Regions from separate parts of the Homo sapiens genome. Here region 2 is linked to region 1. Evidence: chromatin contacts called from ENCODE POLR2A ChIA-PET data. All regions are on one chromosome and are shown on one strand. The core of a region is the stretch at or near the end of the contact, and the rest is flanking DNA. Distances in the headings are between cores, read along the strand shown.

Region 1 (4,639 bases), core at 1,108-3,607:
TTTTTGAGGACACAAACATTCAGTTCGTAACATCTAGCTTCTGCATTCAATCTGCCGTAACATTACACATCATGTAGCCAACTGGACAACCTCACTGCATAATCATGAGAAAATGAGCGTGAAAAATGGCAAAAACATCTCAGAATTATTATGAAAAGTTTTCACTTCATGGAGCCCTTGGCAAACAAGTCTCAGGTTCCTTAGGACCTCCTGAGCACACTTTGAGAAACACTGCTGTATAAGAATGATCCCAGGCCAGGCGTGGTGGCTCACGCCTGTAATCCCAACACTTTGGGAGGCCAAGGCAGGTGGATCACCTGAGGTCAGGAGTTCAAGACCAGCCTGACCAACATGGAGAAACCCCATCTCTACTAAAAATACAAAATTAGCCAGGCGTGGTGGTGCATGCCTGTAATCCCAGCTACTCGGGAGGCTGAGGCAGGAGAATCGCTTGAACTCAGAAGGCGGAGGTTGCAGTGAGCCGAGATTTCGCCATTGCACTCCAGCCTGGGCAACAAGAGTGAAACTCCATCTCAAAAAAAAAAAAAAAAAAAAAAACAAGAATGATTCCAGAATCATAAATCTAGTTGCATGGTTTTTATACACCTTAAAATAAGAAGTATTTTTTCTACTTTGAGACATTTAAACATTAAATGTTCTTATGATTTTAAAGTCAAAGACTTTGCTCTCTGCTGGGTTACATTAGGTTCTTCATTTTAAGATGGTAGCTAATATAATTAGATATTTTAAAAGAACAAAAGTTTTTGAGAATAACTACTTGAAATTAACTTGTACATCTGGGCAGTCTGAAAGAGAAACATTTGTGGTTCTCTGTCAATTACTGCTATGCTATAGTTATATCGGAGGTACCCAAAGCTACATGGCATATGTAAAAAGATAATAACAAGTCTGGTATAGTATTGTTAGTTTCCTTATCGTCTAGTCTCAAACTTTACCTTAATTCTAGTAATCTCTCCTATAAATTCATGTCAATGGTCATAAAGGAGAGTATATATTTAGTAGTCTTTAACTATTTCTGGGGAGTCTTATCAATTATAGTAAGCTTGTGCACAAATTTAGCATGCAGTTTTAGAGGTCCCCAAACACATCAAGAGGCCCCAGCTATAACCCTTTTAAAAAGTTACAGATAGATGAGCAGTACATTACCAAGACTACATGGAGAAACAGTTCAAAGTTCATATGCTACTGACAAGAGTAAGACTGTAAATTCCTTTAAAAATGCCAGCCGGGGCAACATGGTGAAACCCCATCTCTACAAAAAATACAAAATATTAGCTAGGTGTGGTGGCTTGTGCCTGTAATCCCAGCTACTTGGGAGGCTGAGATGGGAGGATTGCTTGAGCCTGGGAGGCAGAGATTGTAGTGAGCCACTGGGCGACAGAGTGACCCTATCAAAAAAAAAAAAAAAAAAAACTGGTTGGTTTTTAATTTACCCAGTTGAAAAGATTAAAGTAAAATTCTCATTTGTCTCCTCCAAACATTTCACCTAAGAGTTTCAACTGTATCACTTCCTTGAAGTTGGCTTATACTGCAAACTTCCAGAGGGTAAACAAAAGAGCTGAGTTTCTGAAAAATGATCAGAGAAATCAAGGAATCCTGCTCAACATTCACTGGGCCACGTTCACTTTTGCCAAGTAAAGTGCATAAGATTTATGACAGCTACTTTCCTTATTGCCTGGAGACTTTTACAATTTTTGGTTTTGTGTTTAAGATGGTGGAAGTTACTGGAAATCTGACTGGAAGTAAGGATGTTAGTATGCAATATCTCCAAGGCAAAGTATTATGAATTCCAAATTTATAAATGAAAGGTCATGGAACGATGCAACATATATAGCTGGCTCTCAAAAATATTTATTACATTAAAGTTGAAGCACAGACAAACTGATTTCCTCAAAATGACTCAGCTAATTAAAAAAAAAAAATCAACCAGAATCAGTTTCTTATTGCCCAATAATCTTTTCTTTTGCTACATATTCTTTTTATACTGTATTTTAAAGGAAAAAGCAATGCTAATGACCCACTATGACTAAGACATTGACTTTGAGTTGTTAGCACTCTGATTCCCTTCTGATCGACAGTGTGTACATCTGCAGAATGGTTAATCAGGCAAGGGACCCAAACAGGGACTCTGGTGGTAAACAGACCCAGTGCCTGTCCTCATGGAGCTTATATTCTGGAACAGTAATATAATTAGTAAGCAACTAATACTCAGATGAGTAATAAAGGGGAAGTGCAGAGTGCCAAGAAAATAGATGAGGGTGAATTGATGTAGTCTGAGCAATTAAGGCCTGTGAGGAAGTACACACTGCCAGGGCCGCCTGACTAATTATTTTGAAATGTAAACCAGCTAAAGTTTCTCCTCTACTTAATACCAACACCGGCCCCCACTTCCCATTGAACTTGCTCTGGCTCCTTCCCAGACTTCCAGCCACATTTTAACTTTTTCTTTCTTCGCTCCAGCCACACAGCACTATCTTCTTACAACATGTCAAACTTGTTTCCACCTTAGGGTTTTTAGGCTTGTTTTTCCCTCTGCCACAAATACTCTGCAGATCATCTCAGTTTAAATGTTTTCTAAGGGAAGCTATTCCTATTTCAAACCAAAATAGACCCTCCATTCTCCATTTAATGTTTACCAAGTCACTATTTTCTGTTCCTCATAGCACTTTTTCTATTTTAGTGACCCTAAAAAAAAATTTATAATGGCTTTCATAAATTTATGACATCCATTCCCAATTCTTATTCCCCTCTTAAAATTTTAAGCCTCAACTAGGTTCAAGGATTTTCAGAAACACAAGCCTCTTGGTTGGAAGAGAAAACTTAAATTACTGAACCTCTTATTTTGGTCTCAGTCATAACATGATAAAGCAGCTTAATTATACTTAGGCTAAGGAAGTGGCACTTCTAAAGCACAGGAATGGAAAGAAGAAAGAAAAGAAAAGAAAGGCAAAGAGAAGGACAGTAAAAGAAAGATGGGGAAAGGTCTTGCTATTTCTAGAACACTCCAGGCTTGCATCTCAAGGCCTTTCTGTTCCCTCTCCCCAGGAGACTCTTTACCCAGTCATCTGTGTAACTACTTTACCTGCCTCCTTTGCTTGCTCAAATGTCACTTTTTTTTTTTTTTTTTTTTTTGAGACCGAGTCTTGCTGTCACCCAGGCTGGAGTGCAGTGGCACAATCTCAGCTCACTGCAAGCTCCGCCTCCCGGGTTCACGCCATTCTCCTGCCTCAGCCTCTCCGAGTAGCTGGGACTACAGGCGCTCGCCACTATGCCCAGCTAATTTTTTATATTTTTAGTAGAGACGGGGTTTCACCGTGGTCTCAATCTCCTGACCTCGTGATCCGCCTGCCTCGGCCTCCCAAAGTGCTGGGATTACAAGCGTGAGCCACTGCGCCTAGCCACCTTCTTATATGATGCCTTCCTTCCCTGACCATCCTATTTAATACTGAACCTCTCCCCACCCTCCTCCCTATTCGGCCTCTTCAGAAATTCTTTCATGAGCAAATGAAATTAAAAAAAAAACAAGACTGGTATTACTTGTTGTGCAAGCCATTTGGTGATTCTGAACCTCTACGATAGAGGACAATTTTGACCAGCTGTGCCGTCAAATTGGAAAGATAAGGAGGGACGGAAGTAGAGTAGAACCATTACATCTACATTAGGAACTACACAGAGTTGAGCATTTTTCCACTTTTTTCTCCAAAATAGGTTTATTGTACGTTATACTATATATTAAAAGCACCCTAAAATAAACCCAAAAGTTATGTGCAAATTTAGTAGATAACCTCTAGTTTTTTTCTCTTGATTTCTTGGTCTTAATAATTCCTTTGAACTTTCCTTACCAGTTATCCAAGTAATTTTCTTCATGACAATATGCACAGCACTAGAGTAGATACTGGGGAAATGTTAACACATATCCATAAAACTGTTCCTACCTCCTGTAATTTTGTTGGATATATAAAACATATAATTCTTTACATATCATAAGGCAAGAACTAACTATCAAAAAGAATGATTTAAACAACTATGATACGTCAGTTGTGAATAGCAGGAAGAATTCAAAAGGAAGTTGTTATCTGAAATGGGTATTTTAAGGTTTTGGTAGATGATGTTAGGGACAGATTGCACTCCATGAAGAAAAACATGGCAAGAATAAATACGAGGAAGGAGAAAGCTAAGAGCTCCATTTGGAGAAATGAAAACACACCAGACTTGCTATAGTTGAATAGAGGAATTATTAAAAGGTTAGAAAGAGGGTTTTAGAAGCTAGCTAAATGATTTGGATTTTATTGCAAAGTCAGTGAGGATGCCATGGAAGAAAATAGGAAGTGTTACGACCAAAGCAGCATTTCTGGAAGATCAGTCTGATGTTGATATGCAAGACCAACTGGAGGAAGCAAAATGAGCACAGCTGTGGAGCCCTATTAAAAGACTTCGTTGCTACTCCAGGAATTCACAGGTACCAAGACTAGGATGTGAACTACACAAATGCAAAGTGAAATATGGAAAAACAGAAACAAGGAAGTCGAAGAAAAAGTTAGTTTGGGGAAAGAAGAGTGGTTTAGTACTAGCCCTGTTAAATTTGAGATGCTTGCAAAAAATAGGGTCAGAGAATCCA
Region 2 (4,639 bases), core at 1,058-3,557, 810 kb after region 1:
GAATATTTCATTTCAAGATAAATAACTGACAGTTATTGTAGCCAATGACAAAAGTCTAGCTTTCAAGCAAAAACTAGAATTTTGGAAAACTTATATTCACATTGTAAGCTTGACACCATCTCAGTATATAAAGCTTGTCCAATAGATTGGTGGTGATGTTAACAAATGTGACTTTTTGATATTGTATAATGAAATGTGTCATCTGGAAGATCTTTATAATTAAGTGAACCAATATTTTCCAAATGACCAATGCAAGGTGTTAATAAAATCACGCATGTGTATAAGACCCATTTAAAGTATAAGGTATAGTAATGTATTCTAATGTGACAGAGTACAAAAAATTCATTGATATGGTGAGAATCCACATTGCAATTAACCTTTAAGAAACTGCTGCTTGTTAAGTTTTGGTATCGTATCAAAGAAAAATACACACAATTATCTGAAAAGCCTATTGAGATACACCTGCCTTTTCCAACTACGTATTTATATAAGGCTGGATCGTTTTTATATACATCAATCAAAACATGATACTGTGGCTGGGTATGATGGCTCACACTTCTAATCCCAGCACTTCAGGAGGCTAAGGTGGGAGGACTGCTTGAGGCCAGGAGTTTGAGACCAGCCTGGGTAGCATAGTGAGGCCATCTCTACAAAAAAATAAAAAACCAAAAAACAAGAAAACCCAGCTGGGCATGGTGGCACATGCCTAAAGTCCCAGCTACTCAGGAGGTTGAGGTGAGGGGATCGTTTGAGCCCAAGAGTTCAAGGTTGCAGTAAGCCATGATTATGCCACTGCACACCAGCCTGGATGACAAGTGAGACTCTGGTTCTAAAAATAATAATAATAATAAATAAATAAATAAATAAATAAGCAAACCCCCAAACCAAAAAACAAAACACATTACATCGCAACAGAGAGAATGCAAAGAGTAGATGTGGAACCCACTTTATTCTATTTTTTTTTTTTTTTGAGACGGTCTTGCTCTGTCATCCAGGCTGGAGTGCAGTGGCACTGTCTCGGCTTACTGCAACCTCCACCTCCCAGGCTCAAGCGATTCTCCTGCCTCAGCTTCCCCAGTAGCTGGGGTTACAGGCACGCACCACCACATCTGGCTAGTTTTTCTGTTTTTGGTAGAGATGGGGTTTTACCATGTTGGCCAGGCTGGTCTAGCTGAACTTCTGACCTCAGGTGATCTACCCGCCTCAACTTCCCAAAGTGCTAGGATTACAGGTGTGAGCCACCATGCCCAGCCCGCAGCTGTATTCTATTAAGCTTGTATTAAGCTACCAAAGAGAGTTGCCAAAAATATAAAACAATGCTGCTCTTCTCATGACAATATTTTTGTTTTGGGAAATAGAAATATTAAATAAAACATTTTATTTTTAATTAAAATATGCTATTTATGTTCTCATGTAAATGTAATGTTTATTATTAATTTAAATGGATAACAATGCATATTTTATTAAAAATTTCTCATTTTAATTAATTAATTAATTTTTTTTTGAGACGGAGTCTCACTCTGTCACCCAGGCTGGAGTGCAATGGAGTGATCTCGGGTCACTGCAAACTCCATCGCCCAGGTTCAAGCTATTCTCTTGCCTCAGCCTCCCAAGTAGCTGAGATTACAGGCACCCACCACCATGCCTGGCTAATTTTTGTATTTTTAGTAGAGGTGGGATTTCACCATGTTGGCCAGGCTGGTCTCGAACTCCTGACCTCAGGTGATCCACCTGCCTCAGCCTCCCAAAGTGCTGGGATTACAGGCATGAGCCACCGCACCTGGCCGCTCGGTTTTAATTTCTAATGCCATAAATATTGACGGGTTTGACTCTCATAAACTAAAGTTATCTGGGGGCCCTTAATAATTTTTGAGAGTGTAAAAGGGTCCCGAGAACGAAAGTTTGAGACTCATCAAATTAGGCAAAAGAGGGATTCAGAGGATTTGCCAAAAAGGGAAGAGGAAAGAGAGAAAAGGAAAGAAGAGATTCAAGTTCAGTGAATATTAGGCTGATGGATTTGGATTCACTACTATCATTTTGCTCCAAGAGCACTTTATTCTGTGTTAGATAATGGCAAACGTTAATTATAGAATCATTTAATGTCTTTAATACTATGTAACATTAATTATATTATAAAAGTATAATAATATTATTATTGGTTTGCACCTTGGCAATTTAAAACATTTCATCCAAATTTATAAATAGTTGAGAAGAATAGAAAAATAACTGGCTCCTGTTGTACTCACCTGCTCTCTTGGGAGAGGAGTTTGACACACGCCGTGTGACCGCAGTACAGGGCATAGGCCAAGGGCGTGCTCTCATTGATGTCCCGCAGGTTGCTGTCCATTCCCAACTCCAGCAGTGACTGGACACATTCGGCCTTCCCTGCAGCTGCAGCCCAGTGCAGAGGTGTCCTGGAGGGGCCATGTGAAAAAAGCACAAGCGTCTGAGCATGTGAATTGTTCAGGCTGCTTAGCCAGCAACAGCTCCTGCTCAAAGTCAGGTTGAGGTAGGGAAAATCTTGTTGCCATTTACAGTATAGAAATAGTAAGTGTTAAATGAGCCCGAAGGATGATGGTGGACATGTGTAGGGGCCTCTCCTCTAGCTCTAAGTATTCCCTGCCATCTACACTCTCTGGCCTTTCTAACAATTTCCTAGAAGAGGAAGTAGTGGGTCAAAGGGTATGAACAGTTTTGAGGTTCTTTATACATAGTGCCAAACTGCCTTCCGGAAGATTGAGTCAATTTGTCCTCCTACTAGCTATGTTTCTCCTCCTTCTGTAATACTGAGTATTGTCACTAACTTTAAAAATCTTTGTCCATTTTGGTAGGCAAAATATGCTTCACTGTCATTTTCCTTTTTATTTAATTTATAGTAAGGTTTGAACTTTTGAAATATAAGTTTGTTTGCCATTTGAGTTTCTTCATTGAAATGACTAATGCCTTTTGTCATTTTTCTATTAAAGTATAAGTGTTTTTCTTACTAATTTGTATGTGCTCTTTATATTAAAGGCATTGGTCTTTTATAGGTTATGTTTATGAAAACATTTTCTGTAATTTGTTACTTGACTTTTAATTTATTTTTATTTTTATTTTATTTTTTGAGACAGAGTCTCACTCTGTCATCCAGGCTGGAGTGCAATGGTGTGGTCTTGGCTCACTGCAACCTTCGCCTCCCAGGTTCAAGCGATTCTCCCACCTCAGCCTCCTGAGTAGCTGAGATGACAGGCACATGTTACCACACCCGGCTAATTTTTGTATTTTTAGTAGAGACGGGGTTTCACTATGTTGGCCAGGCTGGTTCTGAACTCCTGAACTCATGATCCACCCGCCTTGGCCTCCCAGAGTGCTGGGATTATAGGCGTGAGCCACCATGCCTGGCTGACTTTCAATTTTTAAGTGATTTTTCTATAAAACTTAAAAAAAAATCACATTTAATTCCTTATTCATTTTTTCTTTCTTTCATGATGTTATGTTTAAAAAGTCCTTCATGGCTAGGCACAGTGGCTCACGCCTGTAATTCTGGCACTTTGGGAGGTTGAGGCAGATGGATCATCTGAGGTCAGGAGTTCAAGAGCAGCCTGGCCAACAAGGCAAAACACTGTCTCCATTAAAAATACAAAAATTAGCCAGTCATGGTGGCATGTGCCTGTAGTCCCAGCTACTCAGGAGGCTGAGGCATGAGAATTGCTTAAACCCCAGAGGCAGAGGTTGCAGTGAGCCGAGATCATACCACTGCACTCCATCATGGGCGACAGAGCAAGACTCTGTCTCAAAAAAAAAGAAAAAAGTCCTTCATTGGCCAAAAGGTATAAAAATATTCACCAGTATTTAAACCTTTATTAAACTGTATAACCAGTGTTTTCTTAAGAGAATAAAAAGACAAGCCATAGGCTGGGAGAAAATATTTGCAAATCACATAGTCAACAAAGTATTACTAATACTGGTAATTAGTATATAAAATCTTTCAGAACTGGCTGGGTGCGGTGGCTCACACCTGTAATCCCAGCGCTTTGGGAGGCCAAGGCAGGTGGATCACAAGGTCAGGAGATCGAGACCATCCTGGCTAACATGATGAAACCCCGTGTCTACTAATAATACAAAAAATTAACCAGGCATGCTGGCGGGCCCTGTAGTCTCAGCTACTTGGGAGGCTGAGGCAGGAGAATGGTGTGAACCGGGGAGGCAGAGCTTGCAGTGAGCCGAGATCATGCCACTGCACTCCAGCCTGGGCAACAGAGCGAGACTCCATCTCAAAAAATAAATAAAATAAAATAAAATAAAATAAAATAAAATAATAAAATCTTTCAGAACGGAACAATAAGAAAATAAACCAATTTTAAAAATTAGCAAAAGATCAGAATAGACATTTCGTCAAAGAAGATATATGGATGGTAAATAAGCACATGAAGAGGTACTCAATAACATCTGTCATTAGAGAAATGCAAATTAAAACCACAATGAAATACCAATACACACCTATGAAGATGGCTAAAATAAGAAAAACAAACAAACAAACCAAAAAACCCAAAGAGAACAAAGCTTGGCAATACCAGGTGCTGGTGAAGATATGGAGCAACTGGAACTTTCATACATTCCTGGTGGGAATGTAAAGTGGTAAGAGCTGCTCTGGAAAATA

The links. ChIA-PET counts read pairs that join two places held with the same protein, here RNA polymerase II (POLR2A).
Region 2: POLR2A ChIA-PET joins it to region 1 with 13 read pairs in Panc1. The contact joins two enhancer-like sites. POLR2A ChIA-PET finds 5 or more read pairs at or near these places in 2 of 52 experiments (Caco-2 and Panc1).

The regions. Positions count from the first base shown.
Region 1 is chr5:55,301,179-55,305,817 of GRCh38, forward strand. All of the region lies in intron 1 of DHX29 (DExH-box helicase 29), which reads right to left. Among named protein-coding and RNA genes, the nearest start is that of DHX29, 4.2 kb to the right of the region's middle. Within about 2 kb of position 2,358, at least 3 of the 41 ENCODE cell types and tissues checked have a DNase peak (open chromatin) inside an H3K27ac peak, as active enhancers do.
Region 2 is chr5:56,114,369-56,119,007 of GRCh38, forward strand. ANKRD55 (ankyrin repeat domain 55) reads right to left here. Exons shown (of 12, transcript NM_024669.3): 9 at 2,247-2,414. Among named protein-coding and RNA genes, the nearest start is that of ANKRD55, 120 kb to the right of the region's middle. RefSeq lists a silencer at 2,514-2,808. Within about 2 kb of position 2,308, at least 2 of the 41 ENCODE cell types and tissues checked have a DNase peak (open chromatin) inside an H3K27ac peak, as active enhancers do.